Linked DNA regions of Homo sapiens: regions 1, 2 and 4 are each linked to region 3. Evidence: read pairs that join two places in POLR2A ChIA-PET (ENCODE). Cell type or tissue: GM12878. All regions are shown on one strand. Each heading gives the region's core, and the rest is flanking DNA. Links, peaks and the distances in the headings are about the cores only. Region 1 overlaps KPNA1 (karyopherin subunit alpha 1). Region 2 overlaps HSPBAP1 (HSPB1 associated protein 1). Region 3 overlaps PARP15 (poly(ADP-ribose) polymerase family member 15). Region 4 has its middle 7.5 kb from the start of PARP14.

Region 1 (8,289 bases), core at 2,201-7,200, 140 kb after region 3:
TCCCAGCTTCTGATAACTGGCATTCTACTTTCTGTTTCCATGATTTTGATTTCTCTAGATATCTCATATAAGTAGACTCGTACAATATTTGTCCTCTTGTAACTGACTTATTTCACTCAGCATAATGACTTCAAGGTTCATCTGTATTGTAGCTTGTGACAGGATCCCTTTTTCTTTAAGGCTGAATAATATTCCATTGTATGTATTACCACATTTTCCTTATTCATCTGTTGATGGACATTTGGGCTGCTTCCACCTCCTGGCCCATGTGAATAATGCTGCAATGAGCATGAGAGTGCAAATATCTCTTTTGATATTCTGTTTTGAATTCTTTTGGACATATACACGTAAGTGGGATGTCTAGATCATAATGATAATTTCATTTTTAATATTTCAAGAGCCTCCCTACTGTTTTTCATAGTGGGTACACGTTTTATTTTATGGTAGTTTTGATTTCCATTTGTCTAATGATAAGTGATGTTGAGCATCTTTTCATATGCTTGTTGGCATTTGTATGTCTTTGGAGAAATGTCTGGTGTTTTGCCTATTTTTTAATTTGGTTACTTGACTAATCCTTACATTCTGGTTTTGTCAGCCTGATCTGTCATTATAAAGAGGCCCGACAGCTTTTTACCTCAAGTTTTAGCAGTCTTTGATGGTCCCTGCCTAGATCCATTACTTTTATAGAGGTTACAGTGATCATTCCTTCTGCTTTTATTCGCTGGAAGGTCACTCAAAAGAAGACCTTTCCCTTAGCTACAGTTCACACAGGACAGAGAAATGCTTGATTCTCTTCCTGTATTTGTTTTCAGAATAATGAGTTGGTTTCTTAGCATCCTCCAAAGGGATGAAATAGTGTGTGCTTTAATATCATTAAGAATGTACAGAATTGTAATCCCAGCACTTTGGGAGGCTGAGGCGGGCGGATCACGAGGTCAGGAGATCAAGACCATCCTGGCTAACATTGGTGAAACCCCGACTCTACTAAAAATATAAAAAATTAGCCGGGCGTGGTGGCGGTGCCTGTAGTCCCAGCTACTTGGGAGGCTGAGGCAGGAGAATGGCGTGAACCTGGGAGGTGGAGCTTGCAGTGAGCTGAGATCGCGCCACTGCACTCCAGCCTGGGCGACAGAGCGAGACTCCGTCTCAAAAAAAAAAAAGAATGCACAGACTTTAACATAGATACTTTCAAAAATAGGTTTATGACAGTCTGGTTGACAGTCTGTGAAAACCATCACCATAGTTAAGTTGTGAACATATTCATCTCACCCAGAGGTTTCCTAGTGCACCTTTTTAGTACATTTTTCTCTACCTCTTTCCTCTGATCTATTTTCTGTTACTACTGATTAGTTACCATAAATGGAATTATGCAACGTGTATTCTTTTTCTTTCTAGTTTCACACAGTTTAATCATTTTGGTATTCACTTATTGTTTTGTGTATGAATTGTTCATTCCATTTTATAATTGAATAGTATTCTTTTGTATGGATAAACAACAACTGGTTTATCCATTCACTTGTTGATGGAAATTTGGATTATTTCCAGTTTTTGGTGATTACAAATAAAATTGTTAGGAACACTCGTGGACAGCTTTTTGTGTGGATATAACTTTTCTTTTCCCTCAGGTAAGTGTCTAGAAGTGATATGGCTGGGTTGTATAGCTGGTGTATACTTAGGAGCTGTCAACTGTTTGCCAAAATAGGTTGTACTATTTTACCTTCCCATGAGCAGTGTACAAGAGTTTGAGTTGCTGCACATCATTGTTAACATTTGGTATGGTCAGTCTTTTCTATTTCAGCTATTCTGAGGAGTATGTAGAAGTACTCCATGATGGTTTCAGTTTTCATTCACCTAATAAATAAAGTTGTAAGCATCTTTTCTTTTTTAAAAAAGTTTATTTTTAATTGGCAAATAATAATTATGTATATTTATCATCTTATATACTTCTTTGTGGTGCGAACATTTAATATTCACTCTTTCAGCAATTTTGACTTATGTAATACATTATTATTAACTGTAGTCACTATGCTATACGATAGATCACCAGTGAGCATCTTTTCATCGGCTTATTTGCTGTGTATCTACTTTAGTGAAGTCTGTTAAAAAAAAAATTCCTTTCCAGTTAAATTTTTTAACTGAGTCGATTGTCTTCTAGATATGTCTTTTGCTAGATACGTGTTTTACACATATTTTCTCCCAGTCAGTGGCTTGCCTTTTCATTTACAAAAGTAACATTTTAAAGAACAAGCATGTATATCTGATGTGAGGTACATGTTAAGGGTTCTTTTTTTTTTTTTTGGCATATGGCTATCCAGTCGTTCAGGTGCCATTTATTGTAAAGATTATTTCCCCCATTGAATTTCCTTGGAAACACTTACCGTTGACCATATCTGTATAGGTCTGTTTCTGGACCTCTACTTTGTTCTATTGGTCTATTTATCTAGCTTAAATACCATGCTGGCTGGTAACTGTAGCCTTAAGATTAGTTTCAAATCAGGTAGTGTTAGAGCTCCAACTTTTTCTTTTTCAAAATTGTTTTGGTCTGGGTGCAGTGACTCATGCCTGTAATCTCAGCACTTTGGGAGGCCGAGGCGGGAAGATTGCTTAAGCACAGGAGTTTGAGACCAGCCTGGGTAAGGTGGCGAGACACCATCTCTACAGAAAGAACAAAACAACAACAACAGCAACAACAACAAAACTAATTAGCATGCACCTATAGTCCCAGATACTCAAGAGGCCGAGGTAGAAGGATTGCTTGAGCCCAGAAATTCGAGGCAGCAATGAGGTATGATTGTGCCCCTGCACTCCAGCCTGGGCGTCAAAGCGAGATCTCATCCCTTAAAAAAAGTAAAACGTTGTTTTGGTTATTGTAGGTCCTTCACATTTATATGAACTTTAGAATCAGCTATTCAGTTTGTACATGAAAGCCTGCTGGGAATTTGATTGGGATTATGTTGAATCTATAAATCAGTTTGGAGAATTGATACTGTTAACAATCTTGAGTCCTCTGACCCATGAGCACAGTATCTTCATTTATTTATGTCATCTTTCTTTCTTCCTTTCCTTTGCTTTCCTTTATTTTATTTATTTTTTTTATTATTATTTTTTTTTGAGACGGAGTCTCACTCTGTCTCCCAGGCTGGAGTGCAGTGGTGTGATCTCAGCTCACTGCAACTTCTGCTTCCCTTGCTCAAACAATTCTGCTTCAGCCTCTCAAGCAGCTGGGATTATAGGCGCCCACCACCATGCCAGCTAATTTTTGAATTTTTAGTAGAGATGAGGTTTCACCATATTGGCCAGGCTGGTCTTAGGTGATCTGCCTGCCTCGGCCTCCCAAAGTGCTGGAATTACAGGCGTGAGCCACTGTGCCCGGTCATGTTTATTTTTTATAATTGAGATTTTATTGGTTGTGTTGAGGATTAGTATACAGACATTTCAGTTTGTACACAGTTCTTATGTACTAAAAATCTAAAAAGCTGTGTATTGTAATTCTTTTTTAAACAGTTATTCCAGTGAGTTTCCAGCTTAAAATCTGGAGGCAAATTTTTAAGAGGCTGTCCAGTACCAGTATCTTAAAATGTTAAGTTACTGCATACATCCCACCAATTCACAGTTTAATAGCATATATACTACATATTCAAATTTTCAATCTTTTGCAGTACATTAACAAAGTTATTAGGAAAACAGCACTACCATGACTGAAGATTTTACAGAGTATGCACAATTCTGATAGGGAGAGCCATGATCAAGGAGTGGTTTTCTTTAGGAAACAATTCTGCTAAAAAATAACATAGGAATAGAAGTAATTTAAAATATTCAAGACATTAAATGCAGGACTGTGATTCCATATTGCCATTTTGTATACTTTGTATTGTAGGATATAAAAACTAATCCCTCATCTATGGAATGTCAGAGCCTCCCATAATTCAGTATCCCACACTATTTTCTGGTTGTACCAAAAAATAAACAACCAGCAAATGATTTCACCTCTTAAGAAAAGCATTTACACTTAAAAAATGGGATGAGGTGGGATTCCCTCCTTTTAAAAATGTTTCTAGAGCTACTAGAAAACTTATATTTACAAAATAGTTTATGAAAATATTCCTCTAGGCTGGGCACGGTGGCTCACACCTGTAATCCCAGCACTTTGGGAGGCTGAGGCGGGTGGATCAGCTGAGGTCAGGAGTTCAAGACCAGCCTGGCCAATATGTTGAAGCCCCGTTTCTACTAAAAATACAAAAATTAGCCAGGTGTGGTAGTGGGCGCCTGTAATCCCAGCTACTTGTGAGGCTGAAGCAGAAGGATTGCTTGAACCTGGGAGGTGGAGGTTGTAGTGAGCCTAGACCATACCGTTGTACTCCAGCCTCGGCAACAAGAGTGAAACTCCAATTTAAAAAAAACAAAACAAAACAACAACAATGAAAAAACCAGAAAATTCCTGTGGATAGTACAAGAAGGGAAACAGGAATGACTCATAAGACAAGGTATGTGATATTAATCACACTTGGCTTTTTTTTCCTCTGGCTTTCTCAGTTTAGTTTCTCTGTTTTCTGTAGGTAGGTAAATCTTTAGTTTCTTGGTTTGCCACTGCGATGTATTTTCTCTGCTTTCCTTTTCACTTTTGTTTTGTCTGAAGATGTATCCTTTCCTGCTGCCTTTTTTGGTTTCCTGTCCACTTTTGTAGGAGCAGAGTTAGCTGAGAACTGTGCTGGGTCTCCACCTGGGCTCTTCCTTCACTATCCCTTCAGCTGAGCTGACCTTCCTTCCTCTTTGATATTTTGGTGGTGGAGAGGCGCGAGAGCCTTGGTGAAGCTAGGCTGCCTAGCTATTGCTGTCCTGTCCCGTCCCATCCCGTCCCATCCCGTCCTCCCCAGTCTCTACCAGCTACTGAGACCTGCTGCGGGGGTTAGGTCATCTTTACATTCTCTTAGCAATTTGTAGTTTTTGGTGTATAGGTCTTACAGATTTTTATCTTTTGTCAGATTTTTCCCTAAGTATTTCATTTTTATTGATGCTGTTGTAATTGTTATTTTTTAGATTTCAGTTGTTCATTGTTAATATGTAGAAATGCAATTTAATTTTGTATATTGATCTCCTAAAGCTTGCTGAACTCACTTGTTAGTTCTAGTCCCTTTGTTATAGATTCCATTGGGTTTTTTACATAGGCAATCATGTCATCTACAGATAAAAGTTTCCTTATTTTCCATTCTTATCTGGATGACTTTTATTTCTTTAACTTGTTTGGTTGTACTGACTAGAACTTAATGGTGCAGTGTTGAATGAAAATAATAAAAACAGACCTATCTGTTTTATTTCTGACCTTAGATGAAAAGTAGTGGGTCTTTCATTACCTGTGATGTTAATGACAGGTTTTTCATATATAGTCATGTACTATATAACTATGTTTCCATCAGCTATGGAGCACATATATGATGTGGTCCCATAAGATTATAATTACCATATTTTTACTGTACCTTTTCTATGTTTTGATATGCAAATTTTTACCTTTGGGTTAAAATCGCCTCCAGTGTTCAGTACAGTAACGTGCTGTACAAGTTTGTAGCCTAGGAGCAATAGGGCATATCATATCGCCTAGGCGTGTAGTAGCTATTCCATCTAGGTTTGTGTAACTACAATCTGTGATGTTCACATGATGATGAAGTCGTGTGATGTATTTCTCAGACTCTTGTTAAGTGATGCATGTGTGTATTTTATGAGATTAAGGAAGTTCTCTCTCTTTTTAAAAAGTTTTTATTTCTATGTATGTTCTTATACAGTATGCTAAAGAAAAACTTTTTTAGGAGAGTTTCTTTAAAACCTTAAAAAAAAATTTCATTGAGCCCAAAATGTCATATGACGTTAAGGAAGTTCTCTTCTGTTCCTAGTTGAATAGATATATAAATGTTTAGAGTTCTTACATCTTCTTGATGAATTGACTCCTTGATCATTATGAAATTACCTACTTTCTGATATATTATTTATCTTGAACCAACTTGTCTGACATTACAATACAGTCACTCCAGCTTTCTGTTAGCTAGCATTGGCTTTAAAACAGTTTCATTGAGATATAATTCACACGCTGTACAATTCACCCACTTGAAGTGTGTAATTCAGTGGTTTTTAGTATATTCATAGAGTTCCAGTACTTCACCACAACCAATTTTAGAACATTTTAGTCACCCGCTAAAAAACCCCTTATGCCCATTAGCAGTCACTCTCCATTCCCTCTGCTCCCCGCTTAGGACCCCTCAACCCTTATCTACTTTCTGTCTCTATAGATTTGCCTATTCTGGACATTTCATATAAGTGGAATCATACAGTATATGTGGTCTTTTGTGATTGGTTTCTTTAACTTAGTAGAGTGTGTTAAAGATTGATCCATGTTGTAACATGTATTGGTACTTCATTCCCTTTTCTCACTAAATATTCCATTGTGCAGATATACCACTTTTTGTTTATTGACTCAGTTGTTGGACATTTGGATTAACTTTTTTACTATTGTGAATAATGCTTCTGTGAACACATACAAGTTTTTGTGTGGATGTATGTTTTTATTTCTATGTATGTACTATACGGTATGCTAAGTACGGCACTTAGTACAGTATACTGAGAGTGGAATTGCTGGGTTATGTGGTAAATCTACATTTAATATTTTGTGGAACTGCCAACCTGTTTTCTACAAAAGCTGTACCATTTTACATTTTTATTAGCAATGTTTGAAGGCTTCAGTTTCTCCACCTTCTTGGAACACTTGTTATCTTTTTTGAGGCAGGGTCTCCCTCTATTGCCTAGGCTGGAGTGCAGTGGTGCCATTATGGTTCACTGCAGCTTTGAGCTCCCAGGGTCAAGTGATCCTTCCACCTCATCCTCCCAAGTAGCTAGGACTACAGGCACACGCCACCATGCCTAGCTAATTTTTTATTATTTTTTGTAGACACAGAGTCTCACTGTATTGTCCAGGCTGGTCTCGAACTCCTGGCCTCAAGTGATCCTCCTGCTTCAGCCTCCCAAAGCACTAGGGTTGCAGGTGTGAGGCACTGTGCCTGGCCTCAATGGTTTTTTTAAAATACTTTTTTTTTTTTAAATGAGAAAAGTTTAAAAAAAATTGTACCACATTATTACTGTTTCCGATGGTCTTTATTCCTTTTTGTAGATCTGTATTTCATCTGGTGTTAGTTTCCTTCTATCTAAGGAACATCCTTTAACATTTTCTTATAGGACTGGTCTGTTATGATGAATTCATTCAGTTTGTATGTGTCTGAAAAAAGTTTATTTCACTATTTTTATAAAGACCTTAATTAATTTTTTTTTTTTAGCAGTTTTTGGTTCCCCTCAAAACTGAACAGATAGTACAGAGATTTCTTATATGCTCTCTGCCCCCACACATGCATAGCCTCCGGCATTGTCAGCATCCCCCATGGAGTGATACATTTGCTATAATTAATGAACCTACATTGACACATCGTCACCCAAAGTCTATAGTTTATATTAAGATTCATTCCTGGTGTTGTGCATTCTGTGGGTTTGATATCACACAGAGTAGATTCCCTGTGCTAAAATTCTGTGCTCCACCTATTTGTCCCTCCTTTCCCCAACCTCCTACAACAACTACTAATCTTTTTACTGTCTCCATAGTTTTGCCTTTTCCAGAATGTCATATAGTTGGAATCATACAATGTGTATGCCTTTTCAGATTGGCCTCTTTCACTTAATAATATGTATTATTTAATGTTCTTCCATGTCTTTCCACGGCTTCATAGCTCATTTCTTTTTAATGCTGAATAATATTCCATTGTCTGGATGCACCATAGTTTATCCATTTACCTGCTGAAAGACATCTGGATTGCTTCTGAGTTTTGACAGTTATGGATAAAACTCCTATATACATTTGTGGGAAGGATTTTGTATAGATATAAGCTTTCAGGTTTTTTTGATGAATACAAAGGAGTATTGTTGCTGATCCTATGGAAGAGTTAATTTTTGTTGTTGTTGTTGAGACAGAGTCTTGTTCTGTCGCCTAGGCTAGAGTGCAGTGGCATGATTTCGGTTCACTGCAGCCTCTGCCTCCTTGGTTCAAGTGATTCTCCTGCCTCAGCCTCCCGAGTAGCTGGGATTACAGGCGCCTACCACCACTCCCGGCTAATTTTTGTATTTTTAGTAGAGACAGGGTTTCACCATGTTGCTCAGGCTGGTCTTGAACTCCTGACCTCAGGTGATCCACCTGCCTCGGCCTCCCAAAGTGCTGGGATTACAGGCATGAGCCACTGTGCCTGGCTGAGTATGTTTAAT
Region 2 (8,289 bases), core at 1,624-6,623, 150 kb before region 3:
AAAAATAAAAAAAAAAGAAATACTAGACTGTGGATGGTTGTAGTAATTCTATTTGTATACCCTTGGAAAATAAAAATGTCTAGCTTGACGGTTAAAAAAAAGAAGGAACTGAAATGCAACAGTGGTTGTTTTTGGTTTGTAGTCTATAGGCAACCAATCAATTTGTTCTTTTCAGTATTTTCCAAATTGTATTTAATGTGTGTGTATTAACTTATAATTGGAACTATATATACTTTTTATTGTTAATAAGTTAAATCATAATTTCTAAGTAAGTATTTTGGAAAACACTATACACATTAAAAAAAAAAAACAACAAAAAAAACTACCTGTTGAGTACTGTGCTCACTATTTGGGTGATAGGTTCAATAGAAACCCAAATCTTGGCATTCTACAATATACCCATGTAACAAACCTGCACATATACCCCTGGATCTAAAAAAAGAAAAGAATCAGGTCTTTTGAGGCCACATGTGTATATAAACAGCAGTAAATGACGTATACATTATTGTAATTGTAGAGAATGATTTGCCATGATAAAAACAATATTAGCTATTTTTTCTCCATATTGTATGAAAAAACTTGATAGTTTTCTATCTATTGCTGTATTCATTTCTCTTTCTAGGTGAACATGTCAAACCTTTTAAGCCAGAGAAAGCAAAAGAAATTATCATGTCTTTACAACAACCTGCAATCTTCTGTAACATGGTGTTTGATTGGCCAGCACGACACTGGAATGCTAAATACCTTTCGCAGGTCCTTCATGGCAAGCAGATACGATTCAGAATGGGGATGAAAAGCATGAGCACAGGTATGACTATAGGTAATCACCATCATAATGTCTCTTCAGGAGCATCCCTACATTCTCAGCAGTGGCCTCCTGATCTCTTGAGAATCCTTTCTTTCTAATCCTTTTTTTGACCATTCACTGCACATACAGGAACATTTTATTGGAAGGTTTGGAAAACAGTTTGGCTTAAGTGTTTTTTGTTTTTGTCTGTATAAACTATAGACTGTTTTGTCTATAGTTTATAACCCCATACAAAATGTATTTGTTCATGTATCTTATATGTATATTGCTAGACATTATTGTGGTTCATTAAATGTTAGACACTTAATAAATAAATATTTGTTAATGTGCTCTTATTCATGTTCCTATTAGACCAATACTAATCTAATAGTCCCGTCCACTTTTTACTCAAGTAGAATGTGTCCTTTTATTTGTGGCTTCGGGCACTATTTATAGTTGTATATAATTACTTGGTTGTAATTTTATCCCTCTGCTTTATTGACTGACTGACCTGTTTTGCATTGCACAAACATGAAACATATGTAAAGCTCGCTCTTTTATTCTCTTAAGCAAATAGATTCTGCCTCTTCTTTTCTGAAATCAAAATCATAACATTTTGATTTGTTTGCCCTATTTTCAGATAAAGCAATTACCATTAACTCTAAAATTTAGGTAATTTACCATTAACTCTAAAATTACAGTTTCTAATCTAAGAGAGTCTATAATCATTTTTCTGATGTTTAACTTGTATTTCAATATGGGTAAGTTTGGTAGTCTAGAATTTCAGTTTTTTAAGCATTGAGGTAAAGTGGCTTATTAATATCTATTAATAGCTTAGGAGAACTAGAAAAGTCCCCAGCTTCGCTTCCTGCTGCTCCAAGCTGCTTTCTCTCATTTCGACCTTGTAGTATAGCTGACAGAATTATTTAGTTTTTGGTGTCTGGAACCCCTTTGTACTCCTGTGACAGGTGTAGCATGTTGAATATACCTGGAACTCTTTGTCATCTCATTATAATCAGAGACCAAACTGTTTAAAATTCAATTTAGACCAGCAGCAATAACATAAAAATCAAATTGTGCCTTTTCTTTCTTGATTTTAGTCAAAGAAATCTGCCTCTCACTGAAGTGTCTGTTAGGCACTAATTTGGAGAAAAATAGAAATAGTAATTTTTTCACATTCTAGTTAGACTCCAAGTACACAATACTACCAATAGCTAATATTTATTTAAAGCTATTGTTTCAGGCACTATTGTGAATACTTTGCACATACGGTATTAGCTTTCTTAATCTTCCTAAAACCTTAGGACAGAGCTGCTGTTATCCCATTTTATAGATAAGACACAGTAATTTGACATTTTCAAGTTAATACTTAAGCACAAAAAAAAGGAAAATAACTCTCTGAGGTTGTGAGAAATGACTCTGAGCTTTTAGTAAAGACGATGTTCTTTTTTATTAAATAAAATCCACATAACATAAAATTTAGCATTTTAGCCATTTAAAAGTATGCAATTCATTGGTTGTTAGTATATGCACAATATTGTACAATCATCACTACTATCTAATTCTAGAATATTGCTATTATCCCATAAATAAGCCCAGTACCCCTTAAGCCATCATTTTCCATTCTGCCTTACCCCAGGCCCTGGCAACCACTGATTTACTTTCTGTGTCTATGAATTTGACTACTTAGAATATATCATATAAGTGGAATCATTCACTATTGGCCCTTTTGTGCCTGGCTTCTTTCATTTAGTATGTTTTGAAGGTTCATCCATGTTGTAATACATATCAGTACTTCAATTCTTTCTATTGCCAAATAATATTTTGTTGTACAAATATGTACATTTTATTTATCTATTCAGTTGATGGACGTTTGAGTCATTCCATTTTTTGGCTATTACAGATAATGCTACTATGAACATTCATGTACATGTTTTTGTGTGGACATGTATTTTCATTTCTCTTGGAGTAGAATTGCTGGGTCATACAGTAATTCTGTGTTTAACATTTTGAGAAACCGTTTTCCAAAGCAGCTGCATCATTTTATATTCTCACCTTCAATGTATGAGAGTTCCAGTTTTTTCCACATCCTTGCCAACACTCCATTTTAAAAATTATAGCTATTCTAGGCCGGACGCAGTGGCTCACGCCTGTAATCCCAGCACTTTGGGAGGCCAAGGCGGGTGGATCACGAGGTCAGGAGTTTGAGACCAGCCTGGCCAACATGGTGAAACCCCGTCTCTACTAAAAGTACAAAAAAAAAGAAAAAAAAATTATAACTATTCTAGTGTATGGGAAGTATTATTATAGTTTTGATTTGTGTTTCCTTAATGACTAATAATGTTGAGCATCTTTTTATGTGTGTGTTGGCCATTTGTATGTCTTCTTTGGAAAAATGTCTATTCAAATCCTTTGCCCATTTTCTAATTGTTTTTGTCTTTTTATTATTGAGTTATAAGAGTTCTTTATATATTCTGGATACTACCCTTATTAAGTATATGACTTGCAAAGGTCCCACTACCCAGAGATAATCACTAGTTATATTTTGAGGTATGCCCATGTAGGCCTTTTTGTATTTTAAAAATAAAGTTATATTAATTTTCACAGCTTGCTTTTTTTTTTTCTTTTACTCTGAGCAGCTTCTCTTGAGATTGTATGATTTTTCAATGGCTACGTAATATTTCATTGTTTGGTAGTATCATAATTTATTTTAAAGTTTTGATGATTTAGATTGCTTACAAGTTTTAAATTTTAAAAAGACTGTAGTGAACATCTTTGCAAACAGATTTTGTCAGTTTCTGATTACTTCCTTAGGATTGATACCTAGAAGGAGAGTTACTGGATCAAAGGATATGAGCATTATCATCAGTAGCAACACTATCTGTGAAGCTTCTTACACCAGAACTTCTGAATCATTCTGATTGCCTGTCTTGAATGGTGTCTTGTGACTCAGTGACTTACATCCTAAATATCTAGCATCTGCCTGCTTCTGTCTGTCTCCACAGCCATCCTCTAGTGGGCGTTACCCTGCTCGCTGTCTCTCACCTCCATAGTTGCGTGGCCTCATCCTAGTCTCTCTGCACCCCTTGCCCTCCCTTCCCACACCATTCCTCATACTGAAGCCAGAGATGACTTTTAGGAAAACAAATCTAATCTTATTTCTCTGCTTAAAACACTTAAATGGCTTCCAGTTACGCTTAGGCTAAAGACCAAAATGTCCATTGTGGTGTGGAAGGCCCAGCATCATTTCTGTCCCTGAGCTCAGGCCAGACAAGCATTTTTCAGTTTCTGTATTTCCAGGGCTTTGTTTCTTCCTACTTCAGGGCCTTTGCATGTGTATGTAGTTCCCTGTGTCTAGCCTCTCTTTTCTCACTTCCCTTTCCCCCTACTTTACCTAAATAATTCATCTCCTTCTGTCAGATCTTAGCTTAAATGTCATTTTTCCTGACCAAATCTATCCTTCCCCATACCCCAAATCAGGTGTGACTATTCAATTACCTCAGAACACTTTGTATTTCTTAGTAACACTTAGCACAGTTGTAATCACATGGTTGTATAATTACCTGTTTAAAGTCTCTTCCCCTCAAGAAGGTCACTTCTGTGAGGGCAAGGGCCACGTCTCATCATGGGCTGAGCACCTAATGGACATTGAATTTGTGAAGTGAAAGAATGAAAGACTTTGAAACATACAGCTAAGGGCTTTGCACGAAGGCGGTTTCTATTTACATTCTTTTCAGAACATGTGAGGGTTCCTGTTTTGCTACTCTTTGGCCAAAACTGAAATTTATCTTAAAGATCTTTCAGGCTGGCCATGGTAGCTCATGCCTGTAATCCCAGTTCTTTGGGAGGCTGGAGCAGGAGGATTGCTTGAGCCCAGGAGTTCAAGACCAGCCTGGGCAACATAGCAAAACCCTGTCTCTACAAAAAGTATAAAAAAATTATCTTGGCATGATGGTGTGCACCTGTTGTCCCAGCTACCCAGGAGGTTGAGATGGGAGATCACCTGAGCCTGGGAGGTCGAGGCTGCAGTCAGCTGTGATCATGCTACTGCACTCAAGCCTGGGAGACAGAATGAGGCCCTGTTACGTGAAAAATGTTATCTCATTATTTTAATTAACATTTATTTGGCCGGGCACAGTGGCTCATGCCTGTAATCCTAGCACTTTGGGGGGCCAAGGTGGGCGGATTACCTGAGCTCAGGAGTTCGAGACCAGCCTGGGCACGTGGCAAAACCCCGTCTCTGCTAAAAATACAAAAAATTAGCCAATTAGCCAGTGTGGTGGTGCACGCCTGTAATCTCAGCTATTTGGGAGGTGAGGCGTGAGACTCGCTTGAACCCCAGAAGCAGAGGTTGCAGTGAGCCAAGATAGTGCCACTGCACTCCAACCTGGGCCACAGAGTGAGACTCTGTCTCCAAAAAAAAAAAAAAAAAAAAAAACACATTTATTTGATTGCTGGTGATGTTGAACATACGTTCATGTTTATTAGTAATTTGTATTTTTTCCTGATAATTGGTCTTTGACTATTTCCTTATTGGGATTTTAGGGTTTAAAAATTTTTTTGAATTCTTCATATATATTATGAAGATTGTGGCATGGCACAGTGACTCACACCTAAAATCCCAGCACTGTAGGAGGCCTAGACAGAAGCATCACTTGAGACTGGGAGTTCCAGAACAGCCTGGGCAACATAGCAAGATCCTGTCTCTACAAAAAAAAAATTTTAATTAGCCAGGTGTGATGGTGCACACCTGTAGTCTTAGCTACTCAGGAAGCTGAGGCAGGAGGATTGCTTAAGCCCAGCAGTTCAAAGTTCTGACCACGCCACTGCCCTCCAGCCTGGGCAATGGAGTAAGACCCTGCCTCTAGAAATAAAAAAATAAGTAAAAAAAATGAAAAAATAAAGATTGTGTTGTTAACTAATAAGCTTCCTAGTTATTGTTTGCTTTCTCATTTTAGCTTCACAGTTTTATATTTTTATATAATCAAATAATGCTTTATTAACATTTTTATTTTAACTTCAGAAATTCCTTCTTTATCCTGAAAATAGAGAAATATTCTAATAATTTTTTTCTAATTGATTATTTCTTTTTTACATTTAACTATCCATTTCTTATTTATTTTGGTATATGGTAGTCAATGAATTTTTTTTACACAAATAGCTAAATTTGGAAATTTTATTCCTGTACCATTTACTGAATATTTATTTTTTACCCTACTGACTTTGGAAATCACCTTTATTATTTTACTATATTCTTGTATATTCCAGCATCGGTTTTTGGGCCGCATATTAAGCTACCAGTTTGGGGGCCAGTAAAACAGTTTTAAAACATGATTTTAGTTCTGGTATGTATTTTAATATTTGAATATACAATTCATCCTCCCTAATTACTCTTTTTTCTTATATATTATTGAATTTTATACATCTAAATGAACTTTAGAGTTACACAAAGTTCTCACTGTAAAGAAATCCTGTTGGGATTTCAAATGAAAATTCATTAAGCTCTATAATTAATTAATCCCATTGTTATAATACTGTATCTTCCCACACAGGAACATGTTATCTTTACTTATCAAGTCTATTTGGCTCTCAGTAAAATGATTTATAGTTTTTATATAGGTCTACAGATTCCTTAAAATATTGTAAATTTATTATAACTGTTACGAAGGAAATATTTTTGCCTGTTACAGTTTTCTAACTGGTTGTGATTGGTCATAGAGAAAAGCCAGTTGTTTCTGTGTGTTTATATTGTGTGCACCTACTTATTAGCCTAGGTAGTTTTTTGTTGTCTTGTGGGTTTTCTAGTTAGACAGGCATATGATTTTAAAAGTAAGGATAACTTTGTTTCCTCTCTGTTGAGTGTATTTCTTATTTCTGTTTTAGGTCTTAGGTCTTGGTTAGAATTTATCTAGAATACTTGAAATAGAAGTGTTAATAATTGGCATTTTTGAATATCATGTGTTCCTTAGTTTATTTTAGGAAGCAGATAGAGAACATCACATAGCATTTTGGATCAGATTTGTTTCCCAAGATACGTGCTCAGTGGCAGTGTTGTATCTCAGTTGGCAGTAAATTTGGCAAGCAGTTGTAGAAATAACCCTGAACATCTGAAAGCAGGGGGATAGAGTGATCGAAAGACCTGTTTAGAGTTTATGCATCATGTAGTATTTCTTATTTGTAAAATGATGAAAGTTTAACAAAATGGAGAAATAGTTGTTATCCTGTTGTGCAGAAACTATTTTAGGACCCCTTTTTATAATAATTAAAAGCAAGCTCAGCTTGTACAACACTGCCAAATCCTGACCTCAGTTGAGCTTCTTACCTAGCACTTTACAGTAAGTAGGATGAACATTATAGTTGCCTAGACTACTTCAACGTTAAATGAAAGAATCATGGTAAAATTAGAAAGGAATAATTTCATTGCATAAGACAAACTAAGAATAACAACTGTACTACCCAGAAAGAAATTGTCATTATAACAAAATCAGAGCAGTACCTTTAATGATGCTACTACCAGGAAAGAGTGAAAAAATTATATCATTATGGAAATGAAAAGATCTGTCATTTCCATTCATTCCATTCATGATAATTTTCCCCTGACAGTAACAGTTCTCGTATGTAATTTTTACATTTTTAGTTTTAACATTTTTTAATGTGCAGAGCTTGCTGTAACAGAAAATGAAGTCTTCTAATGAGGCCAGTTTCTGGGGGCTGCAAATCAGGCTTGCCTGAGATAGCTGGCCTCAGCAGAAAAGTCCTGCTTAGTCCGCCCCAGGGGCAAGTAGCTCATTTAATGGCTTTAGTATTCAGTTGGACTGAATTCTAGGAAGTGAAAACTCCTAAGACAGTATAATATGTTTAGGCTTATAGTGGAGTTACTTAAATCTTTTAGAAATGACTCCTATTTCCCAGAGTCATACAGCTTTCTTGCCACATGCACTTTTGTTTGTCAAAATTAAACTTTATGTAATTCTGTGCTTTTATGGTAAATTTTTGATGAAGTTGATAATTTTTTGGTTGTTTTTTGTTTTTTGTTTTTTTGAGACAGGATCTCACTGTGTCACCCAGGCTGGAGTGCGGTGACACAATCTCTACTCACTGCAGCCTCAACCTCCAGGGCTCAAGTGATCCTCCTGCCTCAGCTGCCCGAGTAGCTGCAACTACAGGCACGTGCTACCACATCTGGCTAATTTTTTTGTATTTTTTGTAGAGACAGGGTTTCACCGTATTGCCCAGGATGATCTCAAACTCCTGGGCTCAAGTAGTCCTCCCACCTCGGCCTCCCAAAGTGCTGGGATTATAGGCATGTTCCACTACGCCTGGCCAATGTTGGTATGTTAAGAGTTTATGTATATTGATTGTTTACTATGTGCCAGGCACTAAGTGCTTTACAAAAATTGTTAAAATTTAAATAGTTCTTGAATATGTACATTTTAATCTTTTAGATAAATGTGCCCTAGTTAAGTTCTTCTGCTTCTCAAAGTGAGGTGACAAGTTAAAGT
Region 3 (8,289 bases), core at 1,288-6,287:
CCAGCACTTTGGGAGGCCAAGGCGTGCAGATCACTTCAGGTCAGGAGTTTGAGACTGGACCGGCCAATATGGTGAAATCCTGCCACCACTAAAAATACAAAAATTAGCCAGCCATGGTGGCGGACACCTGTAATCCCAGCTACTCGGGAAGCTAAGGTAGGAAAATCACTTGAACCAGGGAGGTGGAGGTTGCAGTGAGCCAAGATCGTGCCACTGAACTCCAGCCTGGGTGACAGAGTGAGACACTGTCTCAAAAAACAACAACAAAAAAACAAACAAAGAACAACAACAACAACAAACAAAACCCTATCTCTAAATCTGAGGTACCAGGGTTAGGACTTCAACATATGAATTTTGGAGAGACACACTCAACCTATAACACCTCTACACTTCAGTTTGCTCAGCTAGAAATTGGGGGTAATAATAGAAGGTAATAGGGATAAGAATATGGTAGGTAAGAATAGAGTAATTAAGAATATAATAATGGTAAAAAAATGTAATAGTAAAAAAAAAAAGTAATGGTAAAATTTGTGCAGGATTTGGGACCAGGCTGCATGGCTTTGAACCTAGCTCTGTTGCTAGGTTGAACCTACCCTCAAGTTCCTCATCTACAAAATGGGGACACAGAGTATAGGATGGATCCAGGTTTTGAAATTTACATATCTCAGAAAAAGAATAAGTATACAATTATGTATAATGGTGAATATTTAGAATCAGAAAAGAAACCACAACAAAGTGTATCTTTTAAAATGCTGAAAATTAGATTCCTAACGCAACTTTCCTTAGCTGTATCGCATAAATGTTTACAGCCACCCCAGCATCACTCAGTGCAAGGGGAAGTATGAGACGTCAAAGTGGGGGAAACAGTGGTCTTAATTCATGATGGTTAAAATATCCTACTTTTGAAATTTTACTAAGTCATATAACCAGGTGAAGACATTATTAGGGCTCCTCTCAGGATCTTTTAAAAAGCCTGTGCAAGTGAAGTCTGATCACTTAAGCTTCATTATCTTCACAATAAACTTGTCTTTGCTAATAGTTTCCATGTCACAGGTATGAAGACCAACCCTCCCAGTTTCCCCAGAGCAGAGAGGCTGCCTGCAACATGGGACTTTCTGTGTTAAAACCAGGAAAGTCCTGGTCAAACTCGAAAGAATTGATCACCCTATATAAGGTTACTGTGAGGAATACATGAGCTTTGACATGTAAAACACCTAGAACGTACAGTAAGGACTCAATAAATCTTAGCAATTATTAATATTACTAATACAACTAATGTAGCTATTCCAGCTACTTCATAGGAGTTTAGTGGTACTCAAAATAGACTGCGTCTAGTAAGCATTTATTTTTTCTTTCTTTCTTTTTTTTTTTCCGAGATAGAGTCTCACTTTGTTGCCCATGCTGGAGTGCAGTGGTGCAATCTCAGCTCACTGCAACCTCTGCCTCCCGAATTCAAGTGATTCTCCCACCTCAGCCTCCTGAGTAGCTGAGACTAGAGGTGTCCGCCACCACGCCTGGCTAATTTTTCTATTTTAGTAGAGACAGGGTTTCAACATGTTGGCCAGGCTGGTCTCGAACTCCTGACCTCAAGCAATCAAGTGATCCACCCGCCTCAGCCCCGCAAAGTGCTAGGATTACAGGCGTGAGCCCCTGAGCCAGGTCTGAGAAACATTCCAAAAATGTCCGTTGAAATCAATGGGGAAGAGAACATCCATGAGCATCTCTGAAGGCATCATCAAAATCACCTGTTATTCATTCCTCCATTCAACAAAATTTAATGGGCAATGATTCTTCACTCAACACGGGGCAGAGAAGACATAAAGATCTGGTCCTTCCCTTTTGAGGATCTCACAATGTATTCACAGTCGAAGAGGTGTGGCACAAGCATTTCATGGCCTCCCACTTCCTCCTCTGGGGCTTTGCACTTACTCTCCTCCAACACTTACGATTATTGGTTGGTTCTTTTGCTGACTTTTCTGCCCTTTCCCTGCCACAATCTACCTGTGGGCATTTCTCACTGTTCTGGTCTCAGCCCTCTTCTCTTTCTGTATGCAGTCCCTTGACAGGCTCATTCCACCTATCCAGTTGCAACCCTTCCCACTATGTGGCTGAACACACCTACACCTGTGACCTCTGCATTGGGTATCATTCTTGGTTACAATGTCTTGCATCTGTTCCAAAATCATGAATTCCTGAAGGGGCCAGAGCTTACTCCACTCTGTTTGCCCAGTGCCAAGTAGCAGAGTGCTTGCCCTGGGTGATGGGAACAAAACAATTTGGGTTTGTGAGAGCTGTAATTTGCCAGATGGTGTGGGAGAAGCTCCAGATCGGGAGAAATGCATGAATAAAAGAAACAAAAAGTGGTAACAAAATGCCTGCAGCACGTTCCCCCTGGCTTCCCTATTGGCCTCATTACCGCCGATAGCAAAAGGTTATAACAAAAGGTTATCGGTGTGTGGAAGCCAGGAAGAATGTACTGCAAACATTGCAGGGTGCCCTGGGGTTCATACGAGAGGGACCTGGGATACCTGCAGGAGCATTCTGTTTTAATCTGGGAAGAGGAAGGAAGTCTACAGAGTTGAGCTAAAATGATGGTGGTGGCTGTAAGACCAGGAATTTAATTGCTGAAAAACTCTCTTAGATTAATGGTAATCTGTGGCTACATACTATTAATACTTCCCAAATAAGAAGCCCTCACTTCCATGAGAGTGACAGGGGACATGGATGTGAATGAATCAGGAAGTGAGTGACCAGTAGCACTGTCAACTAAGAAGAGCAAATGACTGGATGATATGACAGAGATGAGGAAAGCGTTCCTAGAAACTGTGAGCAGGACAAACCTGAGTTTGTTGCTCATGGGGAGTGACTGCATCTTACTCATGATTTTCTCCCCAGTGCCTTGCACAGAGCCTAGGTAACGGCATTTCAATTCAATGAATGAATGCACAAATGAGGAGCCGGCTGGGAGATGCTGAAGTAAACCAGATGGGGGAGGTCTGAAGAGTTTGGAAACAAAAAGAAAGGCTGGAATTCAACAACTCTCTGGAAGAAGATTCAGCAGGACTTGCTGACTGTGGGTGTCTGGGGACACAACAAAGCAAGGATGGCAGGCCAGGGCAGCTGGGAGCGTCATGGCACCACCAAAGGAGGAAACGAGAAAGCCCAGGAGCTCAAGAGGAGTGTCTGTTTTCAAGAGAGGATCATGAGTTTGGATTCTGATGTAATGAAGTTTCTGGTAATAGAAAACTCCCCCAGAGGAGATCCTGGAGAGAATGAGAAATGCTGATTTGGGAGTCAATGCAGAAATGTTACCAGACATGAGACTGAATGAATCCCCCAAGGAGAAAAAATGAAGAGTGAGAAAACTATGAAGTTAAGGACCAAACTTGGAAAGATACTTAGGGAACATAAAATAAAGAAGAAAGGGGTGGGCACAGTGGCCCATGCCTGTAATCCCAGCACTTAGGGAGGCTGAGGCAGGCGGATTGCTTGAGCCTAGGAGTTTGAGACCAGCGTGGGCAACATGGGGAAACGCTGTCTCCATAAAAAATACAAATATTTGCCAGGCATGGTGGTACACACCTGTGGTCCTAGCTATTTGGGAGGCTGAAGTGGGAGGATTGCGTGAGCCTGGGAGGAGGAGGTTGCAGTGAGCTGAGATTACACCACTGCACTCCAGCCTGGGCAACAGAGTGAGACTCTGTCTTGAAAAAATAAAGAAGAAAGATGGAGGAAAGAGGCTTCGGCCCAGTAGCTGGTGGTGCCCTCCAGATCTAAAAGATGGCTCCCTCTCTGATTTACATCATTGTTCCCACTTTCAGATGGATTCAGCACTGATCTGCTTAAGAGTGAGACTAATTCTAAAGGAATTTGTATCACTCAAATTTTATTATAGAATGATAAGCTGCAAACCTGTTCCAATGGCTGGAAGGGAAACCGATGTGTACTTCCTCTGTTCACACTCTTCTAGAACACTGGTGACCGTTTTCCTGACATCTTTTCCCCCAGGAACATGAATTATTATTTTGCACTTTAAGCATCCACCTGGTGTAATTATAAAATCTCTGTGAGGCTGTGCAGCTGAAAAAAAGGAAAGAAAAACAAACATGCAGCCCATTAATTACTGGAGGCAACACTTTGATTTTTGAGAAATGAAAACAGCTGACATCCGTGAAGGCTGTGAAGCCCAGTCTCACTCGAGCTTGTTGGTTTCATTCACTGGACTGTGACAACCACATTTTCTTTACAATCAGAATTCTCGAGCTCAACAAATACACTGTTGAGTATTTGGGGTGCTGTTCAAAAGTACTTTATCTGCATCAATCTGCTCAATCCTCAAAACAAGCCTATGAGGCAGGTACTGTTTTCCCCATTACACACATGAAACAGCCACAGAGAGAGGTAAGGTCAGTAGCTAAAGATTGCCTAGGACTCGAACCCAAGCAGCCAGTCTCCATAGCTCTTAACCCCCACTCTGCTGTCCCAGAAGAGCAATTTCTATGCACATTCAGCCACATTAATTTTGAAGGAGATAAAAGCAACGTACTCTGTGGCACAGAGGTGTGAAAGGATGAAAACTTCTCCTTGGCTCAGGACCCTAGAGCTCTTGAGCACATGGAAATTATGAGGGCCATTTTAAGGCACTGCTTCTTTGGTTCAGACTGCTCTGAGTAAGGCTGGGGCCAGCAAAAGGGAGGAGGAGAGTGGATCCCTGCCCATCCCATCCTGCCCTCCTGAGGAGCACCCATGACCAGGCACTCCCTAGGGCCCCTCGGGTGTCCCTCCCACCCTCCCCTCCCAGGCAGCCTCCTCAGGCTTTTCCAGCTTGTCCAGCCCACCTTCATCCTCTGCTCCTGCCTCCCAGGCACAGCGAGCTCTCCCAGTACTCAAACACCTGCTAACGTCCTCATGTTAGTAATCAAATATTACCTTCCTTTGCTGTCACTCCAGAACTGTATTCACTCCAGAGAAATTTCTTAATCAGAGGACAGCTACTAAGATAGGAGTTTCAGGCATTGTAGCAGGTCGGTTGTGGGAATACATTGTCAAACATGGTGCTCTATGACTTCTTGAAAGCATACTCATAGCTGAGTGTCTACCCTACTCTGCAAGGGATATTTTGAAGGACAAACAGTTTATAATCACTACCTTAGGTTCCCCACTCAAAGTCCACACTCATTCATAAAAGGATTAGAAGTTGGCTATATGCAGTTGTGCTGGAAGAAGTAGAACAAGTTTGGGGAAAGTTTGTACAGCACTTCACAGTTTACAGAACTTTTCACATTAATTGTTCCTTCTGATCCTCAAAACCACCTGTGGCACAGCTTTCCCACACTACTTATTAGTAGAACTTTCCTACTGATGAGAGAAGCAAAGCTCTTAGCAGTTAGATGACGTGCCTAGGATCGCTCAGTAAATGGCAGAGCCTGGATTATTAGGACCCAGGCCTGGGTTCTTTTTACTACTCAGGAAGTAAGAGACAGATGAGATGGTGGGATGAAGAACCTCTCCCCCATAGCCTCCAAGTTCCACCACCTCTGCCTGCTCTTCCAGTGAACCAACCTTCTTGCAAAGTTTTGCTCGCTACTTACTCCACCTCCAGTCCTCCTGTACATCCTCTCACTGTAATCTCAGCCCTCTGATTTTCAAGTTTGTAGTCAAAAGTAACATGTGCCCATACCTAGTACAGCACATTCACTTTCCACAGCTTGTCCAGCACCTTCTAAAATAGCTCTTGACACACCTAAATAAGACATGTTAATGGTAAAAGGCATCAGTTAGAATTCAATAAGTGGTTATAGTTTTTGTACATTAGACTTCTGCTCAACTCACCCTTTTGTGCATAATCCATTGACCACCCCCACGCCCGACCAACTGCTCTTTCTATAGCAACCTCCACCCAGTGGCTGATGAACAGTCTGATCTCAGTGCCATGGAAGTGCCCAGGAGCTGAAAGGCTGGCGTCTGCAACTTTACCTTCTCTATTTATACAGGACTGTTTTTGCAGTTATTTGAAATTTTTTGCATTCTACCCTTATTATTTTGTAAAAACGAATGAAACTATAAAAATAAAAGTTCTGATACTGAGAAGCATGGATCTCAAAACTGTAATAAAATCAAGCACTTTACTAAGTTCTTTGATTCCCTGCCCTGCTCAGTTAAACAGCTGGTTTCACTCCAGTGAATCTTCCAGTCAAAGTCGTAGCTTCACCACTTTGGTCAAGTCTAATGACAGCTGGGTCGAGTCGTTAAAAATATGGACTTTGCATTTTGACAAATTGGGTTGAAGTTGACTCCAGTATTTACTAGCTAGTATGTGACTAATAAGTTCCTCATCTGTTACACAGAGGCTAATATGGCACTTCCCTCACAGGGTTATTTGTACATTAAAAGAGATAATGGATGAAAAATGCTTAGCACAGAAGCCGGCATGCAGAAAATATTGAATGAATGTTAGTTGTTTTATCATTATGAAGATATCTATATCTCTATATCCTTGATTATATATGTGTTATAAAATGTCTCTTTTTAAAAAAATCTCTTTTCAATTTGTTTGTTCTGGTCTCTGTCTTTGCTGTGAAGATTTTCCTCAAATGTCAAGTGATCTTCACCAGTCCATTCCTATTTAAGAGTGAGCTTAGAAGCTCTATGCAAGAAGGCTTGTTGACCAGCGGGCTTCAGTGTAAGGCGAGCAGGCAGCACCTCCTGTCTGCTGCTCTGGGATCCATGCAGGAGAGGGGCTGGGCACTCGATGTTTGGTCCACAGATGTTCTCTTAAACAGTTTTCAGCCTAGCTCCTCATCTCACCTATGCCTGGTGCCCTAAGTCCAAAATCCCTCTGGTTCTGTTTCTCTAGAGAATAAACCTCCCATCTCTGGCCAGGGAAGAGCAAGGAAAGTTACTGCTGTATAGGATGGAGGATCCAATCAAGTAGTCTAACTGCTACTGATCTGGAATTTCATTCAATCTTATTTTCATCTCTGTACTTGCCCCCTGCCTTCCCAGATACCAGCAGCCTCTAATTCCTGTGTCTCTGGGGCTACTCTTCTCGCCTGCAGGTACTAAATTTTCTCTACTCCATGGCAGTTACCACCCTTGGCTAGCAGCTCCCCATCGTCTAAAAATTTGTTATCTTTTGTTCATAGTTGTTTTCCTTCCAACGTTCTTTTTTCTTGTGTGTTTATATCCTTTTCATTCCTTTACAGTATACAACTGTATACTGTAATACATAATGGAATTCCAAAAGGGGACAGGGATAAATGCATAGATTCAACTTAGCATGTTTCAAATAACCAAATGTTCTTTATGTCTACATTTTAAATGACTGAAAAATGGAATGACCAATGAATTAAATGGATATTCTACAGATTCACTTCTGCATGGTAAGTTCCATAATATTTTTCAACTTAGAAAATATTTAAATTCTATTTCCGTTTTATTTTACCCTTTTAATTTAAAAGTCAACATTTTATAATATACAAAAGTTTAAGAGGGCTGGGCATGGTGGCTCACACCTGTAATCCCAGCACTTAGGGAGGCCAAGACAGGCAGATCACCTGAGGTCAGGAGTTCCAGACCAGCTTGGCCAACATGGCAAAACCCCATCTCTACTAAAAAATAAATAAATAAATAAATTAGGGGGTGGCACATGCCTGTAGTCCCAGCTACTCAGGAGGCTAAGGCATGAGAATCACTTGAACCCGGGAGGCAGAGGTTGCAGTGAGCCAAGATTGCACCACTGCATTCCAGCCTGGGCGACAGAGTGAGACTCCGCCTCAAAAAACCCAAAAAGGTTGAGTGTATGTGTATAAGTTATAAATTAATAGACATATGAGGGGAGGGCCTGCCCGAATGTGTTACTATAATGGGAGTCAAACATGTCACGGAAAATAAAGAAAAACGGTTGCGTTTCATTTCTCGGTCAGTGTAATGCAGAGAAGAGAAGAGCTACCGAAGGTGAGTTCTAAATGCCAAGTAGGTTACATAAACAGGAAAGTAAAAATAGAGGAACTTAGAGGTACTAAACTATACTTGTGGAAATTCAACAGTTGAGAGCTGACACTAAGTACAATGCGTCAGTTAAACTCCACCTTTATATCAGTTAACACCCCATCTAATCCTCTCCTGGGAAATAGGTGTTTGACAGGCAAAGAAACTGACACTCAGAGAGGTTAAGTGACTTGTCCACAGCTACACATTGCTAAGTGGCATAGCTGGGATTCAACCCACGTCTTCCTGAGTTCAGAGACCACATATTTTCTACAACACTCTCTGTCCACTCAGGGCAAA
Region 4 (8,289 bases), core at 1,946-6,945, 51 kb before region 3:
TAAAATGAAAGTGAAGCAATGCAGACATGTCAGAACCCTTATTTGTCAATGACATAATTCCTTCTTTACTAAATTGGATAATAATTTTCAAATACTGGAAGAATATTTCCTCAATTTTTTGTGCTTTTTACAATGTAATGGCTATAGATGTGACCCACTTTTAAATAATCTGCCCTGTTAGCAAATTCTCCATCACTTTAAGTCAAGATAACCAACAAAGCAACGACTCAGGCCCTGATGTGTAGTGTTTTTCAATTCCATGATGTAAATATTCTCACAACAGCTGATGAAGTTCCCAGTGTGATTTCAGTGAATGCCGAGTTGGAAAGAGATGAACAGTGGCACACCATTACAAATATCACAGATATTTATTATCTAAAAGCTCCAAGTCCTAGATCCATCAAAGCCTGAGGCAGGACGTTTTTATTGGATTATGGACTGCCTGGAAATGTAGCTACAGAGTCAATGTGGTAATCAAATTTAAAGAAAAACAACAAAAACTGTCAGAATCCAACTTGAAAATTGAAAGAACTCATTGAGTTCTGGGCTCACTTCCAGAACTGTCTGTGTCACCCACACACATCTCCATTAAATTCTTGAATAATAAAGACAGAAAGATATTTCCAGAAGTTTTACTCAGACATCTAATCTCACCTTTCTTCTTGGTTGCTACACTGACCTCAGATCATGAAACTCAAGGAATACTTTGTTTATGTTACTATTATACTAGAAGACAAAAGTATTTCCTTTGAAGCCTAAAAAAATATATAGCAAGGGAAGCCTAAAAAAATATATAGCAAAGGAAAAATATATAATGAAGACTGTGGAGAAATAAATAGTATAAGCCTAATTCTTCTATTCAGCCTTGTGGACAGAGTTAGGAAATAGCTCTAATTTCAATCAGTCACCACAGGTTCTTTCTCTCCTACTATTTCATATTTGTATAATTCTTATGATCTTCTTCTCATATGATTCTCTTGTATGAACCTTATCTCAAAGTATGAACTTTGTTTCCCAAGAACATTAATATATTTACTTATTTTCTCAATCCTTCATTACACACAACATAGTTTGGAATTGGAACTCTGTTATAAGCTGAATGCTTGTATCCCCCCAAATTCATATGTTAAATCCTAACTCCTAATGTGATGGGCATTAGGAATTGAGGCCTTTGGGAAGTGATTAGGTCATAAGGGTGGTGCCCTCATAAGTCAGATTAGTGCCCTTATAAAAGAGAACCCAGAGGGCTCCTCTCTGCCTTCTGCCATAGGAAGACATGGCAAGAATATGGCCATCTGTGAATCAGCAGTTTGGGCCCTCTGTAGACATGAAATCTGCTGGCACCTTGATCTTAGACTTCCCAGACTCCAGAACTGTGAGAAATACATCTCTATTGTTTATTAGCTAGCCAGTCTATGGTACTTTGTTATAGCAAAACTGAATAGACTAAGACAAACACCAATACCCAATACCATTATCAACAACAAATCTACTAAATAAAGATTTCCTTGTAGTTCTTTTTATCCACTGAATAGAAACTATTGAGGGTGTATAGTAAGAGTACTAGGCTCAAAAGTTACTTGGAATACTTTTTTCCTGAGTATGGTTTTGTTATAAGACACATAATCAGGGTCATCATTTCTGTTTGGATTCAATTTTAGGGCTTTTCCTCATCCTTGTTGACTTTCTTTTTGGAAATGATAAAATTTTAACACTCAAAAATCAAAACCATATAAAGATATATATTCAGAGAAGTCCCCTAATCCTCTCACTCCATCTCCACTATCTCTGTAAGTAACCAGGTAAGCATATCATCAGTTTCTGGAATATTCTTCCACCGTTTTCTTTTTGCAAAAATATGTGTTTTGTGTATGACCTTTTCTTCTTTTCATGCAATAGGTAACATGCTATAAATAAGTAATTTATATCTGTATCTATACACACAGTTATACTTTGAATTTTACATTTAATATATGCTGTAAGTTATTCCATATCAGATCACAGAGATCTTCCTCATTACTTTTTACAGCTGCCCAGTTCACTGAAGTATAGATATATAGAGTTTATTTAACTCATCTCCTAGGCATGGCATTTAGGGCATCTCTAATATTTTGCAATTACAAATAATGTCACATTGAGTAACCTTGCACATGTTTGTTTGGTTATTTGTTTGTTTTGTTGGGAGTATATTTTCAATGTAAATCCCTAGATGTGGGAATGACAGGTTAAAGAGTAAATGCACATACACTTTCCTTATATATTGCAAATTTCTTTCCATAGGTGTTTCAGTTATCTGTGGTTAGATAACAAACCATCTCAAAATGTAATGGCTTAAAACACAACCATTTTATATTTATCACACTCTATGAGTTGGCTGGGCAGGGATCAGCCAAGATGGTTCCTCTCTGCTATTGGAGGTGCCAGTTAAGCTTGCTCATACAGCTCCTATTTGGTCTAGAAGATCTAAGATGGCCTCACTCATACCTGGCCCCTCAGCTACGATGGTTAGAATACAGAGCCTTCCTTTGATGTGATCTCTCGGGCAGGATAGCCTAGACTTTATGTGGCCCTGGCTTCACGGTGAGCAAAAATTTAAATTGCAAGGCTTCTTAATGCATGGGCTTTGAGGTCACATAACATTGCCTCCCCCATTTGATTGGTAAAAGCAAGTCACAGGGCTAGTTCATATTCATTCACATGGAAGGAGACTGATACGGTTTGGATTTGTGTCCCTGCCCAAATCTCATGTCGAATTGTAATCTCCAGTATTGGAGGAAGGGCCTAGTGGGAGGTGATTGGATCATGGGGGCTGATTTCCCCTTTGCTGTTTTTGTGACAGTGAGTGAGTTTTCATGAGATCTGATCGTTTAAAGGTGTGTAGCACTTCCCCCTTCTCTCTCTTCCTCCTGCTCTGGCCATGTGAAGACATGCCTGCTTGCTTCCCCTTTGCCTTCCACCGTGATTATAAGTTTCCTGAGGCCTCTGCAGACATGCTTCCTGTACAGCTGGCAGAATTGTAAGCCAATTAAACCACTTTTCTTTGTAAATTACCCAGTCTCAGGTATTTCTTTATAGCAATGGGAGAATGGACTAATACAGAGACTACACTGGGTATGAATACAGGAAATAGAAGTCATGGGGGCAGCATTTTGTAACAGTCTACCACAATAGTAACTGTACCATTTTACACTGCCACCAGCAATGTATGAGAGTACTTGTTTCCCTATAGCTTGCCAATAGAACATCTTATCATAAAAGTATTGATTATATTATATTTCATGGAAAAAAACAGACTGAAACTCACAAATTGATTTTACAACCCATTATTACAGTAGGATCTACAGTTCATAAAACAGTATAGTAACTCATTTAATTCTCACAACAAACTTATAAGACAATTAATATTATCTCCACTTTACTATGAGGAAACTGGTTAACAAGAGACGTGCCTAACCTAACTGGTTAACAAGAGATGTACCTAACTAAAGACACAGAAAATATCTTGGTTATCAAGAAAATATCAAGGTTAAATATCTTGCCCAAGGCCACACAGCTAGAGAATGGTCAAGCTAGGATACAAACCCAGGCTGTCTTGCCATAGAGTTCAACCTTATGCTATACTTTCATAGTGCATACTGCAATGCTCTGCTTGGATCCCTTCTTCAGAGTTATAAGCCCATTCCCTAGCTGCTGGAAATATTGGCTGCTGACAACTCATAGCAGCATCTCTCATTGGCCTTGCCTTTGCCTCACCTCTCCCACCTATAGCAGAGATTACTGTTGACTCTTACGTTTGAATCCAGGTCTACCTCAAGGCCAAGTTAGCCATATCATGTTTATATGGCCTGAATAACAAAGCTCTGGTAGTGACTGTATGGGAAAATAGAGACTTTCATACCTGGTAGATTATTTGTTAATTTTTCCTTGTAATATTGCCACTTTCTGCTTATCTTCAGATAAGCAAAATCTCAGATTTTGCTTAATTTGAAGCTATACAGTTTCAAGATTTTTATATTTTCTTTTAAGAGACAGGGTTTCGCTATGTTGCCCAGGCATGTCTTGAACGTCTGGGCTCAAGTGATCCTCCCACCTCAGCCTCCCAAAATGCTGAGATTACAGGCATGAGCCACCGCACCCAGCCTCCAGTTTCAAAATTTTTGTATCTTCCCAGTGAATTGTTCCTTTTTGTCATCAGTGAGTGTCATTCTTTCTGCTGTATTCTCATTGCCCTAATGTCCATTTTGTCTTATATTAACATTTCTATGACCACTTTACTAGATCTTGCCAAGTGGGGCAGATACTTCGAGTAGATTGATTACTTACTCTAAGATACTCTTTTTTTCCTTGCTAGGGGAATTTCAATTTTTTTTAGATACTAAGTAGCAAAGTGTTTAGCTAAAATAGATGTTCTTTTGACCCACACCTGACTGATGCTTGGGCTAAGCCAGTTTTAATAATCTAATTCCCTTCTAGTGGGATTGGTTTAGGGATGACCATGTGAGCCAGTTCTAGGCAGAAATATAAAGGGAAGTCCATTGTCTGCTCCTGGAAAACACTTTCTTCCTCCATAAATAGAGACATGTGAGAAGAAATCATTTTTCTCCTTCTTTTTTTTAAAAAAAAATGTTATCAAGTAGGATGTGACCAGCCATTTTGTAACTTTGAAGGCCAATCTCTCAGAAATCTACAAAATGCCTGGATATTTGATGGCACCATTGAGCTATAGAACCAACCTTAGAACACCTACCTCAAAATTTCTTGTGAAGTGAGTCAATATACATCCCTGTTATTTAAGCCTGTTTTAGTTAGTTATTCCGTTGCCTATTGCCAAAAGCATTCTCTCTGATACACCTGAAAAACTTTTTCATCCCTTTTCTGTCAAATTTTCTATGTCTTTAGTTTAGGTAAGTCTCTTGCTAACAGAATACGGCTGGATTATTTTAAATCCAATCTGTCTTTTAATTGGCAAACATAAATTTCTAGATATTATAAATGACTGGTATAGTTAGACTTATTCCCACTATTTTATTTGTGGGTTTTTAAATAAACTACCTTCTTCCTTGCTTATTTTTCTTCATTTCTTAGATTAGATTGATAGTTTGATATTATTAGATTGATATCAAATATTAGATTATAGTTTTTATTAGATTGATAGTTTTTCTTTATTCCCTTTTTCCTTCTCTATTTTGATTGAATTTCTGTATCTATTCTTTTGCGGAGTTTAGACTAAACAAAGTATAAAGCTAGTCAATACATCTCAAAAGACACAAAGACCTGAGAAAAACTTGCCCCCTATTTTGCTATCCTTTTGCTGTTGTTAACTGTTTTTTAACACTCCAAAATTAGTCTTTTCAGAATTAGTCAATATTTATTTAGCAATATGTTTAACAATTAACAATTATTTTGTTCTAAAGCACTCTTTTTTCTTCCTCATTCAATCTTCTTTTTCCTAAAGTAGATACTTATTATTTGCAGTTCTTTCTGTAAGAGCTCATGAATGATGAGCTTTCTCAATCTATTGGTCTGAAAATGTCTTTAATTTTAATAATTTTTATTTTGAAATAATTTTGACCTCACAGAAAAGTTGCAAGACTAGTATAGAGAATTTTTTATTTCCTGAACAATTTGAAAGTAAATAGCTGACATAATACCCCATCACCCTGAGTATGTTGGAATAGGACATCGCAAAATATGGCATGCTGCCAGTCAGAATGGCTATTAAGAAGTAAAAAAATAACAGATACTGGAGAGGTTACGGAGAAAAGGGAACACTTATACACTACTGGTGGGAATGTAAATTAGTTCAACCATTATGGAAAGCAGTGTGGTGATTACTCAAAGAGTCAACAGAACTACCATTTAACCCAGGAATCCCATTATTGGGGTATATCCCCAAAGGAATAGAAATCATTCTACCATAAAGACACATGCACGTATATGTTCATTGCAGCACTATTCACAATAGCAAAGATATGGAATTAACCTACATGTCCATCAATGACAGATTGGATAAGGAAAATATGGTACATATACACCATAGAATACTATGCAGCCATAAAAAAGAACAAGATATATATGTGTGTGTGTGTGTGTGTGTGTGTGTGTGTGTGTGTGTGTGTATGTGTGTGTATCATGCTGGCCAAATCCAGCATACTACTTGTTTATGTAAATAAAGTTTCATTACTTCCCTAACTTGAGCCTGGAATCACTCATTATTCCAATTAGTGCTGTGTTCATCGATTTTAAAGTGTTACTGTCTCAGGCTTTCTCAGTGGACAGTGCTAGGGAATACATGTGTACACACACAAGTGCATTTTTTATTTCTCTCTGTCTTTATATCTATATATCTATATACTTACAAAATGATGAGTTTATACTGATACCTCCAGTTCCAAGCCAACACTACAAAGTTCATTCTGGTTTTTTTCCTTTGCATATTTGTAACTCCTTTCTCCAATAGTGAGAAATCTGCCTTCCATTATCCCCAATATATTTACTTATTGGGTCAATCCCTTCTACATAACTGTGTTGGATTCGATATAACTGTGCAATATCCTGTGTTGGTTACATACCAATCTCCTGTTGCTACCACCATATCCCCATGCAGCCACCCTCCTCACATTGCTCAGGCATTCCTGGAACTAACCCAACTTGAACATAATGTTATATATAAACAATATATAAATAATATATATTATTATGTTATATGTAATATATATTATTTATAAATAATATATATTATGTTATATGTAATATATATTATATATAAATAATATATATTATGTTATATGTAATATATATTATATATAAATAATATATATTATTATGTTATATGTAATATATATTATATATAAATAATATATATTATTATGTTATATGTAATATATATTATATATAATATATATTATTATGTTATATGTAATATATATTATATATAATATATATTATTATGTTATATGTAATATATATTATATATAATATATATTATTATGTTATATGTAATATATATTATATATAAATAATATACATAATAAACATTATGTTTATGAATAAACATAAACGGAATAAACATTCCCTGGGAAAGGCTGACATTTTAAAGCATCTTTTAATGCCACTGAACGGAAGGCTGGTCAGTGGCTGGGAATAAGTGCCATCTGCTCAATCCATGTGTTTTCCACAGCCTAACCATGAACACCTTGAAGAAAGCAGTAGCGTCCTTCCTCCTTGCAGCCTCAAATTCAGAGTATTTGGACGTTGCATCTATCATCCGCCAAAAAGTGCAATCTTATGAGCTATTCCACGTACAATCAAGTAGTAGATATCTCAAAGCCCTTACATACAAAAAAAATTTGCTCTGAGGAAGAGATTTGGAAGATCTTTTCTGTTTCTAAAAATCGGTCATAAGCCTGAATTAAAATAAATTAAATCCCTATCCTACGTATCAACTTCTTCCCTAAATCCCATAATCTCTTAGTCATTTAAAGGCATGAATATGAAAGAAATTTCAGTATAAATGACTCCCTTTTTATAGTAGGCAATGTAGCTAACTTAAAACAATTTTTTTCATATACAGCAGGAGGTGAGAACATTATTCCAGTTATCTTTTCCTGCTTAACAATCCTCCCCCAAATTTAGTGGTATTATCCCTCAAGATTCTGGGGGTAGACTGGGCTAAACTAGACAATTCTTTCTCAAGAATTGAGAAAATTGTAATCAGACTGTGGCTGAGGCTGGAGGCATCTCGAAGCCTACTTACTCACACATCTGGTACCCAGCCTAGGATAACTCAAAAAACTGGGGGCTGGACCCTCTGGAGCTCCTCTGGTATCTCTATCAATATGTGGGCTCACCACATGGTTTCTCCAGCATGGTGGCTTCAGAGTAGGTGAACTTTCAACTTGGTGACTCAGCTCCTAAGGCATGTTGAGAGAGAGCAAGAGAGAGTCGAAAGCTCTATTACTTTTTATGACTTGGCCCTTAGAAGTTATAGTTTCACTTCTCAAGCATTCTATTGATTAGAAGTGAGTCATAGCCTGAACAACATAGCTAGACCCTGCCTAACAAAAAACATTTTTTAAAAATTAACTGAGCATGGTGGTGTGCACCTGTAGTCCTAGCTACTTAACAGGCTGAGGCAGGAGGATCACTTGAGGCCAGGAGTTCAAGGCTGCAGTGAGCTATGATGGCACCACTGCACTCGAGAGAGAGACCCCATCTCTAAAAAATGAAGTGAGTCACTAAGTCAAGTTCATAGTCAGGTAGAAGAGAAACAGATTCCACATCCTCACT

What was found. Peaks named below come from ENCODE experiments on the same cell type or tissue, not always from the same donor. Only the 100,000 strongest peaks of a DNase experiment are listed, where the experiment ranks them.
Region 1: POLR2A ChIA-PET joins it to region 3 with 6 read pairs; 2 of 35 experiments call an interaction of 5 or more read pairs at or near these places.
Region 2: POLR2A ChIA-PET joins it to region 3 with 5 read pairs; 2 of 35 experiments call an interaction of 5 or more read pairs at or near these places.
Region 4: POLR2A ChIA-PET joins it to region 3 with 7 read pairs; 4 of 35 experiments call an interaction of 5 or more read pairs at or near these places.

What each region holds. Positions count from the first base shown.
Region 1 is chr3:122,479,465-122,487,753 of GRCh38, reverse strand. The region is part of intron 2 of KPNA1 (karyopherin subunit alpha 1); the gene reads left to right. Among named protein-coding and RNA genes, the nearest start is that of KPNA1, 31 kb to the left of the region's middle. RefSeq lists enhancers at 4,523-4,582, 6,226-6,275. In GM12878, for the core only: no CTCF peak of the experiment used is centred there; DNase peaks (open chromatin) are centred at 4,463 and 6,192; H3K4me3 peaks cover 1,005 bases; H3K27ac peaks cover 1,604 bases.
Region 2 is chr3:122,770,240-122,778,528 of GRCh38, reverse strand. It overlaps HSPBAP1 (HSPB1 associated protein 1), which reads left to right. Exons shown (of 8, transcript NM_024610.6): 2 at 623-808. Among named protein-coding and RNA genes, the nearest start is that of HSPBAP1, 19 kb to the left of the region's middle. In GM12878, for the core only: no CTCF peak of the experiment used is centred there; a DNase peak (open chromatin) is centred at 4,308; H3K27ac peaks cover 1,809 bases.
Region 3 is chr3:122,617,235-122,625,523 of GRCh38, reverse strand. PARP15 (poly(ADP-ribose) polymerase family member 15) reads right to left here. Exons shown (of 12, transcript NM_001113523.3): 7 at 5,681-5,743; 8 at 3,913-4,080. Among named protein-coding and RNA genes, the nearest start is that of PARP15, 44 kb to the right of the region's middle. In GM12878, for the core only: no CTCF peak of the experiment used is centred there; DNase peaks (open chromatin) are centred at 4,193 and 6,243; H3K4me3 peaks cover 610 bases; H3K27ac peaks cover 276 bases.
Region 4 is chr3:122,669,168-122,677,456 of GRCh38, reverse strand. No RefSeq gene overlaps it. Among named protein-coding and RNA genes, the nearest start is that of PARP14, 7.5 kb to the left of the region's middle. RefSeq lists enhancers at 8,129-8,178, 7,604-8,289. In GM12878, for the core only: no CTCF peak of the experiment used is centred there; no DNase peak of the experiment used is centred there.